2 separate regions of the Homo sapiens genome follow, and region 2 is linked to region 1. Evidence: read pairs that join two places in POLR2A ChIA-PET (ENCODE). Cell type or tissue: CD4-positive, alpha-beta T cell. All regions are shown on one strand. Links, peaks and the distances in the headings refer to the core of each region. The heading gives the core; the rest is flanking DNA. Region 1 has its middle 460 kb from the start of JARID2-DT. Region 2 overlaps LOC105374945 (a long non-coding RNA gene).

Evidence for each region. ChIA-PET counts read pairs that join two places held together with the same protein. Peaks named below come from ENCODE experiments on the same cell type or tissue, not always from the same donor. Only the 100,000 strongest peaks of a DNase experiment are listed, where the experiment ranks them.
Region 2: POLR2A ChIA-PET joins it to region 1 with 6 read pairs; 3 of 35 experiments call an interaction of 5 or more read pairs at or near these places.

The regions. Positions count from the first base shown.
Region 1 is chr6:14,782,297-14,787,670 of GRCh38, forward strand. No RefSeq gene overlaps it. Among named protein-coding and RNA genes, the nearest start is that of JARID2-DT, 460 kb to the right of the region's middle. RefSeq lists enhancers at 1,648-2,199, 2,200-2,751, 2,642-2,936, 2,752-3,303 and a silencer at 2,642-2,936. In CD4-positive, alpha-beta T cell, for the core only: no CTCF peak of the experiment used is centred there; a DNase peak (open chromatin) is centred at 2,705; H3K4me3 peaks cover 692 bases; H3K27ac peaks cover 415 bases.
Region 2 is chr6:14,918,497-14,923,870 of GRCh38, forward strand. The region is part of intron 2 of LOC105374945 (a long non-coding RNA gene); the gene reads right to left. Among named protein-coding and RNA genes, the nearest start is that of JARID2-DT, 320 kb to the right of the region's middle. In CD4-positive, alpha-beta T cell, for the core only: no CTCF peak of the experiment used is centred there; DNase peaks (open chromatin) are centred at 2,765, 3,575 and 3,965; H3K27ac peaks cover 618 bases.

The DNA of each region.
Region 1 (5,374 bases), core at 70-5,069:
TAGATAGATGGTGCCTAGAGCAGTGTAACAGAAGTCAAGTACTTACCATTGTCCTGCAAAATCATTTCAATGCAACTTGAGAGCAATATAGCAATCTGAAAGGAAAGGCTTTTAGCCAGCCGAGCTGGTTCAGGTTTCCAGTTTTCCTTTGATCCCATGATTCTAATTCTTGTTGTTTATCAGCACGGATGCTCACAGCTGATACACTTGACAAGTCTCTCTGGAAAACGTTATCACGTGTGTAGAGCTTTGGGTTCGAACTGGCTTGATGAACTGAAACTAAATCATTAGAAATGCCAGTGCTGGCCGAGCGCAGTGGCTCATGCCCGTAATCCCAACACTTTGGAAGGCCGTGGCAGGCTGACCATTCAGGAGATGGAGACCATCTTGCTTAATATGGTGCAAGCCCATCTCTACTAAAAATGTGTCCAGAATTGGTGGGTTCTTAGTCTCACTGACTTCTAGAATGAAGCCGCGGACCCTCGCAGTGAGCGTTACAGTTCTTAAAGGCGGCGTGTCCAGAGTTTGTTCCTTCTGACGTTCGGATGTGTTCGGAGTTTCTTTCTTTAGGCGGGTTCGTGGTCTCGCGGGATCAGGAGTGAAGCTGCAGACCTTCACGGTGAGTGTTACAGCTTTTAAAGTGGCGCGTCTGGAGTTGCTCATTTCTCACGGTGGGTTACATAATCTACACTGGCCTAAGAAGTGAAGTTGCAGACCTTTGCAGTGCGTGTTACAGCTCATAAACCGCAGTGTGGACCCAAACAACGAGCAGCAGCAAGATTTCTTAAAAAGAGCAATAGAAGAAAGCTACACTGTGGAAACACCTGCGAGCAGGTTGCCACTTCTGGCGCTGGCAGCCTGCTTTTATTGTCTTACCTGGCCCCACCCACATCTTGCTGATTGGTCCATTTTACAGATAGCTGATTGGTCCATTTTGACAGGGTGCTGATTGGTGCATTTATAATCCCTGAGCTAGACACAAAAGTTCTCCATGTCCCTCCCCTCCATGTCCCCACTAGATTAGCTAGATACAGAGTGTCGATTGGTGTATTTACAAACCCTGAGCTAGACACAGAGTGCTGATTGGTGCATTTACAAACCTTGAGCTAGACACAGAGTGCTGATTGGTGCATTTACAAACCTTGAGCCAGACACAGAGTGTCGATTGGTGCATTCACAATCCCTTAGCTAGACATAAAGATTCTCCAAGTCCCCGCCAGACTCAGGAACCCATCTGGCTTCACCCAGTGGATCCCACACCTGGGCCGCAGGTGGAGCTGCCTGCTAGTCCCGCGCCGTGCGCCCGCACTCTTCGGCCCTTGGGTGGTCGATGGGACTGGGCGCCGTGGAGCAGGGGGCGGCGCTCGTCGGGGAGGCTCTGGCTGTGCAGGAGCCCAGGGAGGTGTGCGGGGGGAGGCTCAGGCATGGCGGGCTGCAGGTCCCGAGCCCTGCCCCACGGGGAGGCAGCTAAGGCTCCGCGAGAAATCGAGCACAACAGCTGCTGGCCCAGGTGCTAAGCCCCTCACTACCCGGGGCTTGCGGGCCGGCCGGCTTGCCGTTCCGAGTGCGGGGCCACTGAGTCCACGCCCACCCGGAACTCGCGCCGGCCGGCAAGCACCTGGCGCAGCGTCGGTTCCTGCCCGCGCCTGTCCCTCCACACCTCCCTGCAAGCTCCTGCCTTGGCCAGCCCACAAAGGGGCTCCCACAGTGCAGCGGTGGGCTGAAGGGCTCCTCAAGCGCGGCCAGAGTAGGCGCCAAGGCCGAGGAGGCGCGGAGAGCGAGGGAGGGCTGCAAGGGCTGCCGGCACGCTGTCACCTCTCAAAAATACAAAAAAAAAAAATTAACCGGGCGTGGTGGCGGGCGCCTGCAGTCCCAACTAATCGGGAGGCCGAGGCAGGAGAATGGCGTGAACCCAGGATACGGAGCTTGCAGTGAGCCGAGATCGCGCCACTGCACTCCAGCCTGGGCGACAGAGAGAGACTCCGTCTCAAAAAAACAAAAAAAGGAAACAAAAGAAAAAAGAAATGCCAGTGCTAGAAAGAATGCACAAGATCATCTATTTCAGGCGGTCTCAAACTTGAGCCTGCAACAGCATTCCCTAAAGGGCTGGTTAAAACTACACAGATAGCTAGACCTCACCCAGCGTGGCCCATTCAGTAGGTCTCTGTTGGGGTTTAAGAATCTTGCATTTCTAACAACTTCCCTGAGAATGCTGTTCCAGGGACCACACTTTGAGAACTACTCTAATTTTATTGATGAAGATATTGAAACCCAGAGCATGTTAGTGATTCATGTAAGATCGCACACATTCTAGGTGACCAAACCCAAGTCTTAGGAGAATGTGGTGGTTGGGAAATAAAAAGCTATGAAGATTTTTTAACTAAAGCCCTTGGTATTAGTGCATCTTATCTGGTTTTTACAACTATCTGCCTTCTCTTTCCACCCAAGCCTGAGAAGTACTGCCAATTATGGTGTGGGGTTGTGACAGCAGCAGAGGAGGTGGGGGCGGGTACGGAGCATCCACAAAGCCCTGGATGTTCTTGCCGGTCTTAACACCCTATCTCCAAGCTCTCTGCACAGTTTTCAGGGCATAAGTCAGAACTGTGAGAACTAGCAAGGACTCAGCGAGAGCTTCTTACCCGTGCTTCACGACACATTAAAAGGCAAAAACGTGTTCCTGCAGATCAACCCGGAAGAGCCTGCTGCTTACCGGTTGGCGCCCAGTACCTACACGGCAATAGCTGCTGCAGCCTGACAAATTCGTTGAAACTCTCTGAAACACAAAGGAATCACCGCCAGCCTCCCTCTCCCATTGTAACCCTGCCATTGTGCAGGTTGTAGTCTGGGAGAATGATGGCCACAGCAATTGTAGGACTTTCAATGCTTTAAACAAATGGGGGAAGGGAGGAGAACTAAACAAAACTAAACAAAAGCAACCACAGGCCTGTTTACCAGAGAGAAGTCTTAATGGGTTGCAAGAGAAAGAGCAGGAAGTCTGTGCTTTCACTCTCATTTGTCTGCTCAGTGGTGAAGAGCCTGGAATGGACAAAGATTTGGGCTTGCCACCCTTGTTTTGTTGTTCAACCCTCCCTCTTTTTTATGAGGAATTTGATGGAGGAAGCCAAGTAAGTCATCAGTGGGGGCCCTTGCCATCATCAATGTCAGTTATTGAGTTGAGGGCGCATTGTTTAGGCATTAAGAATTCAGATGCCAAGTTTCTCTATTTATCATATCTAGGGCCCTGAAAGCTATGGACGACTCACACTATTAACTGATATTTGTTGTTTAGAGCAATCTAATCCTTACAAGATACTTTTTGGATGGACTGTCTCATGATGTATTATTACAAAAATGGAAATGCTTTGCAAGAAGCATAATTCTGAATGCCACCAAAAAATAGCGATAATCTTTCTGCCCATTGAACAGTTTTGTTCAATGAAGTGTCACAATTACACCACAGCTGTTAAACAAGTTGTGTTACTAGTTCTAGATTTGCTTCCATTCTCTTTAGAGCTACATAGGTATGTGATTTTTTTTCTCCTCTGGAGATTTTTGATCATGGTGTGACTTAAAGGGAGGGTTTATGCATTTTATTCCAATGAATCCCAGTTTTAGTTAACTAGCTGGTAGTTGAACAAGTCATATAATAACAATTTTCTTTCATCTTAATGCAGATTTTAAATAAAATATTCATAGCCTTTTTTTTTTAAATATATACAGAGGTTCACTCTGTCACCCAAGCTGGAGCGCAGTGGCACTATCAGAGCTCACTGCAGCTCAACCTCCCATGCCAAAACAATCCTCCCACTTCAACCTCCTGAGTAGCTGGAACTACCAGCATGCACCACCACACATGCCTAATTTTTCTTTTTAATTTTTTGTAGAGACAGGGTCTCACTATGTTGCCCAGGCTGCTCTCAAACTCCTGGGCTCAAGCGATCCTCCCAAAGTGCTGGGGTTATAGGCGTGATACACCATGCCCAACCCACATAGCATATTATTTAAAACAATTATCTACTTAATTTTGAGAGCAAGTTACTAACAGACAATCATAGCCATCTGACCACCAGCCTGAGCTACAGCTCATCTGACCTCCTATGGCCACAACTGAAAAGGCTGAAGGAATCAGCCAGAACTCCATCTACTCAACCCACAAAGGTCTTGTTTAGAAAGGTGTTACAAGCTAGGGCTTCCAAGGTTGGGAAGCGCAAATTCTCTTTACGTTGCCTTTAATTTTTTCTTAATAACCTAGTTCAGATTTTTGAAAAGTAGAGGCTCCCAGAACAGCAGAACACACCATGCTGAGCTAGCACCTCATGCTGTGCTATAAAGAGAGTTAACACCTCCCTCCAAAACTAAGTCCACTCTTGTGGTTTGCATTATTTCCCCTGCCCTCCCCACACCCAACTCCACACAGGTGCAACTCTGATGTAGTTTTAGGGTTCCCAGAGTCATCACCTCACCATCTAAGACTTGTGTTAAAATGCTCCCTGTAAAATTCTTTACACGTTGGTTTTTTAATTGCAGAAATGCCTGATTTACTCCCAAAGAATGTTTGAAGATCCTCAGGGCTGTGCAAAGATCCATCATTATCAACAATTGCTAAGGCAGCTTAACCCTTATGTAAAATATTATGCATACAAATGGCTTTATTTTGAACCAGTTCACACTATTAAAACTTGAGTCTGGTACAGGCTTCATCCCAAGGCTGTGCTCAATAACAGCACAGTAGCAAACACCTTGGCTATGTGTCTTCCTGTTTGGTTGGCTCATTTTATATCTTTGCACGTTTAAAAAGGCAATGGGAGTGCTAATTAAAATGCAATCATGCAGATAAATTATATCATGTTCCTAAAAGGTAAAATGAAAACCCTTTTTATTTCAAAATCCTTGTGATACCCAAGGCAAAACACACAGTGATCCTGAAAACAGAGAAAACCTTTCATGATTATTGCATGTTTAAAACCCAGATTTATTTCTAGATTTGTTTGCATATTGTTTATGGAATGTATAACACTTTAATTGTGAGTAATTTCTTGGGAGAGTCAAGACTTAGGGCTTTTAGTGCAAATGTTCAAGTTTCGGTAACTCTGAGTAATTTGTATTTTCTGCATTCTAGCTGTCAAATGGGGAGTACAATGCGTATCTTAAAGCCTACTCCAGTTCAGGGGTGAGGACAACCTCAAAACCCATGGTCAAGTTTCACTCAGCAGATTCTTTATTGTACCTACAGCTTACCAGCTCTCAGGGGAACTCTCCTGCCAGCAACCAAAGATCAAAGCCATCATGCTGACATCCAGCAAACTGTTTTATCTCTCTGAGCCTCAGTTTCTTTCCCTGTAAAATAAGCCTCAGTAAGGCATTGCTGACTGCT
Region 2 (5,374 bases), core at 161-5,160, 140 kb after region 1:
CTTCTGTTTTCCTTAGCAGATCTCCTGAAGGATGGAACCAAAGGAGGCAGTGTTCAGCGAGTTCTTTCTGGAAGCTGCTCTGGGCACATTTACCTCTCTCCAACCCACCTCAAAGGACAGCGAATACTGGATCAGTCCCGAAGGGTCTGGCAGCAACAAAAGGTGTTGACTACTCCAATGAAAGGGCTACTTAGCCCAAGCGCTGTACACACAGAGGTGTTTCTCCCCCAGCTCCTGCTGGCCAGCACCGATGCCAGGTCAGGCCCTTCAAACAAGCCCATTATATCCCCAGGAAAGAGGCGGGGCAGGCCCAGGTGGGAAAGGGCCCATGTTTAGACATCCACAATTCATCAAGCCAAAGGGAAAGCAAAGAAAATATTTAAACGACCGCTAAACCAGGGCAGCTGGGCCAGGAGACAAACAGCTGAGGTGAGCTGAGGGATCTGAGGGGCTTTCTACACCCCAAGAGCTGCTGGAAGATTAACTTTCCTTTCCTGTCTTCCCTCCTTCAGAGTCCTGCCTCACTAACTGGCTCTGAGAGACCTTCTAGAAGCAGTTGTGCTGATCATATTAGGTTTGTACAAACCTCAGAGCTTGTGTGCACTGCAGAAAGGCCAATGATCTGAAGGTGAAAAACAGATTTAGGCCATTTTTACAGCACAGCCAGCTTCCATGGCTTCTATTTTATCTTCCAGAATGAACGTTCTTTTTTTTAATTAGATACTGGGGTCTCACTATGTTGGCCAGACTGGTTTTGATCTCCCAGACTCAAGCAATCCTCCCACCTCAGCCTCCCAAAGTCCTGGAGTGACAGGTGTGAGTCACCATGCCCAGACACATTCATATTTTAGTTTCTAAAGATCAGTGAACGTTTCAAATATCAAGATCCCTTTTAAGTCAAATAATATCCTCAACAATCACATGATAATAATTGTATTTTAATTTCCTTGGGTGGAGAAAGCACATGGCCACAAAAGGCCACTGTCAATTATGTAATTCTTTTATCATAAATATGTATGATTTCACAACAGTCTTTTCAGATATTTGAAAAACTTAGAAGAAGACAGCCGGGCGCAGTGGCTCACGCCTGTAATCCCGGCACTCTGGGAGGCTGAGGCAGGCGGATCACAAGGTCAGGAGATCGAGACCATGGTGAAACCCCGTCTCTACTAAAAATACAAAAAAATAAAAATAGCCGGGTGCGGTGGCGGGCGCCTGTAGTCCCAGCTACTCAGGAGGCTGAGTCAGGAGAATGGCGTTAACCCGGGAGGCGGAGCTTGCAGTGAACCGAGATTGCGCCACTGCACTCCAGCCTGGGCAACAGAGCAAGACTCCGTCTTGGAAAAAAGAAAAAGAAAAACTTGGTAGAAGACATTATTCTGGCTGGGTGCGGTGGCTCACGCCTATAATCCTAGCACTTTGGGAGGCTGAGGCAGGTGGATCACCTGATGTCAGGAGTTCGAGATCAGCCTGGCCAAGATGGTGAAACCCCATCTCTACTTAAAAATACAAAAATTGACTGGGCGTGGTGGTGCATGCCAGTAACCTCAGCTACTCAGGAGGCTGAGGCAGGAGAATTGCTGGAACCTGGGAGGCGGAGGTTGCCATGACACGAGATTACGCCACTGCACTCCAGCCTGGGCGACAGAGCAAGACTCCATCTCAAAAAAAAAAAAAAAAAAGACATTTTTTTTTGCCATCTTCCACCTTATGTCCCATCAATCATCAATGTCACCCTCTGTCCCCTTGTCCCTCTTTGAGGATTCAATCTCGGGTTATCCTAGGGCCAGGGCTCAGAAATCCCAAAATACATTGTCACAGCAGACAGAGGCTTGAGGAGGGGCTTAAGGGAGGGGAATATTGTCTCACCCACTAACAATCTCCACTTGCTGGCTCCCACCTCTCTTTCTAAAAGCAGAGACCAGAAGCACAGCAGACACCAGAGCTGGAAGGGCTGGAGGAGTCTGCCCAAATGCACATGGTTTCCCAATGCCCACACATGAGGCGACTGCTAAAAGTCCTCGGAGATGAGGTTTGGGTTTTCAATGTTATTTTCTCAAGAACAGAGTAACCAAGTGAAATCTGAGATTCTCCAGTTAGAAAACTAGGAATCACTTGTGATATTTGGGGGACAGCAGTTTGGAATCATCTACTGAAAAAACTAAAGCCTTGAGCTGGATGTTAGGCACCCTGGCAGGGTAAGAAAAGATAAAAAATCAATAAAAATTTAAAAGTTCTGGCCAGGCACAGTGGTTCACACCTGTAACCCCAGCACTTTGGAAGGCCAAGGCGGGCAGATCACTTGAGCTTAGGAGTTCGAGACCAGCCTGGCCAACACGGTGAAACCGTGTCTCTACTAACAATACAAAAATTAGCCAGGTGTGGTGGCATGTGCCTGTAATCCCAGCTCTCGAGAGGCTGAGGCATGAGAATCGTTTCAACCCTGGAGACAGAGGTTGCAGTCAGCCAAGATCGCACCACTGTACTCCAGGGTGGGTGACAGAGTGAGACTCCGTCTCAAAAAAAAAAAAAAAACCAAGCAATCTTTTTTACATCCACTAAATCAAATGTCAGCTATTGAAATAAAGCAGTTGACAATTCAGGCTTTTGTGCAGTCTTAAGCAGGCAATCAATTAATATTTAAAGAATGAATGAGAAAGAAGTAGCCATGGCTACTGCCCAGATGACAACATGGGGATGCCCAAGTTTCTCCCCACAGTCTCTGTTCCTCCCTGCGTCGGGGACACCAGGGCCTGGGACAAATTTGATCTGGAGGTTGACGCGCGTCAGGGCCACGCCCACGCTCACTTCCCATCTTTCACCCAGGCAGATCCCAAAGCACTTGTCGAGCCACGCTGATGGATGGGCCTGGAATGGCCTTGTTTGCTGCCAGGGTGAGGCGCAGCAGCTGTTTAACAGCCCTGTGAGTGACCCTGGTCAGCACTTTCAAGGCAGGAAGCACAGAAGAATAGAGTCCACTTAAAGCTACCACAAAAGCGGTGGGAGGAGGGACTTCCTCCCCTTGTAAACAGGCCAGCAGGCTGGTCACTCTAATTACACATGTACAAATGAGGGAGAAGGGGGAAGGGAGGATGAATGGAAGCAAAACTGCTCTCAAGCAACCCTAGCGTGGCCCCTCGTTGCCCTCGAAGACAATTGAAACCTGCGACCCCGTGCACCTTGAACACAGGACACGGTAAGGTAAAGTCTCCACCCTGGGGCTTATGTGACAACATCCCAGCCTTTGCTGGTTTCCAGCTTTAGGAACCTTCAAGGATTCCTTTGGTCATCCTCAGAGGCCTCGGCAGAGCCTAAATCCTCTTCCTAATCCCTGCTGCTGGATGCCCTACTCAACTATACCCTCTGCTCCATGTCACTGTTGAAAGAAGAGGTGAAAAAAAAAGGAAGCCAAATTCAAATGGACTCTCACTGCCTCCTTTGACAGATCTGACATTTGTTTAAACAGGGCTAGGATGGGAGGGTCCTGTGCAGAAATGCAGCTTCTGGTGCACATATTCTACTTCTCCCATTCATCTGCTCCTTAGGGCACTCGTGACCCTGGTGCCTTTTCTCAGTCGGTTTAGTGAAATCATGTAAGATACTGGCCTATCACGTGCTGTGGTTTCTGAAGCAAGTCCACATTTTGCAAGACCGGAAGCATCTACAGTTTTTAAAATGCGAAGCGTTTACAAAATTATAAGTACAGATTAGTTGTGAGAACTTGAAAGGGGTCCATACAAGTGAAGGGTCCCAAAGCGTGTTTCATTAGCTTCTTGGTAAATCTGCTGCTGAGCATAAGGATGTGCATGAACGCCCCTTCTCCTTGAGTTTCGGCTTTCTGACAAAGTCCAAGCAAACTGACCCAAATCCAAAGTGTGTTCTAGGGAACCACTCACACCGTAAATGAGTCAGGAGGAACCGCCCTCTGAGTATGTTTCTTCTTTATTTTGCTTCCTCCCTTCCACCTAAATGCTGCAGATATTTATTGAGTCTGAGCCGGGGACTGCAGGAAGCTATCGGGTCTGTGTTGCCTGGTTTGCAAATGAGTGCAGCCCTGCTAATGAGCTCCTGGCCGGAGCAGGCAGCCTACTCCTGAGTCACTCCCCCTGGCAGGCACTGGACCAGCCTGCATCCCATGCCCACTGAATGCACGCACCAAATTACAAAAGAAAAGTAACAGCAGCAGTCATCTGCCCTTTCCTTTATATGAGAGCTAAAACTCCTGACTGAGGGGCCCTGGAACTTCTCGACCCTTAGCCACACCACAGCATACTGGGGTAATTCAGGGAAAAGAGCATGGGCTTAGGCCCAAAGATTTACGTGCTCAGCGTTGGTACTAACTGTGTGATGTGAGCAAGTCAGGAGGTCGTTCTGGGCCTGGATTCCTTCACCTGTGAAATGGAGCTGCAGAACTGAGCATCTCTGAGATTTGCTGTAGCCTGTGAATTCACGAGATTCCCATCTTGGGACTGGCCCTATTTATCTGAGCCATCACATTCCTTATACAGTTGCCAAGGCCTGTGCCTCACCAGAGCCAGCCTCCCTGGCTCCCACTGCCCGATCACCCTTCTTGCCCCAAACAAGACCCCTAGCTGATCAAGTTGCAGACAACTTTGTAACGAAATGGAAAAACAGGTGTTAGTGCACCAATTTTTGAAAGGGCATATTGAGACATGCCAGAGAGGCAAGGATTAAAGAATAGGAAAGGAAGAAAAAAACCAAGAACACAACTTTTTTGAGGAACTTGTCTTAGTATAGCCATGATGGCAATGTACAAAAAAATAGGAACACAAACGATTCAACACACAAAGAGGTCAGTGCCATGGCTGAGAGGAGGTATCCCCAGACCTGCTCGAGGGGGGCTTACATCTACCCAGCCAGAGGGGCAGGCTCCTGAGAGGCCAGGCCAGCAAGGAAAGATGCCCAGGGCCCATACCCAGCTCCTCTCTTCTTTCCAAAAATACACCACGCTCAGGTTGTTCCCAAAGCTCCAGGACAAGTCTCCAATTGCCTCCAGATTCATACCTGTACTTAACCTCTGCCTCTTAAATCACAAAGGGAAGAAGGTAAGTTCCTGTTCATTTTTGCTCTAAGACTCTGAAGTTCATCTCCCCCAGCCTTAGTCCCTTTGTATCTCTTGGTCTCCTTTCCCCTCTTCCCCTCTATACCTGAATGGCTCCTTCTGCTTTATGACCCCAGTAGGATTGCGACCTTCCTTTCCCACAGCCAGGGACATGTAAAACTATCCCTGTCCCCCCCTCTCCTCTTCCATATTCTTCAATGCTTTTGGCTCTGTTCTCAGGCTCACTCCAGCTCTCCCTCTCTTCACCCCACCCACCCGTCTTAATGCAATTCCTTGCAGAGGATGCTTCTC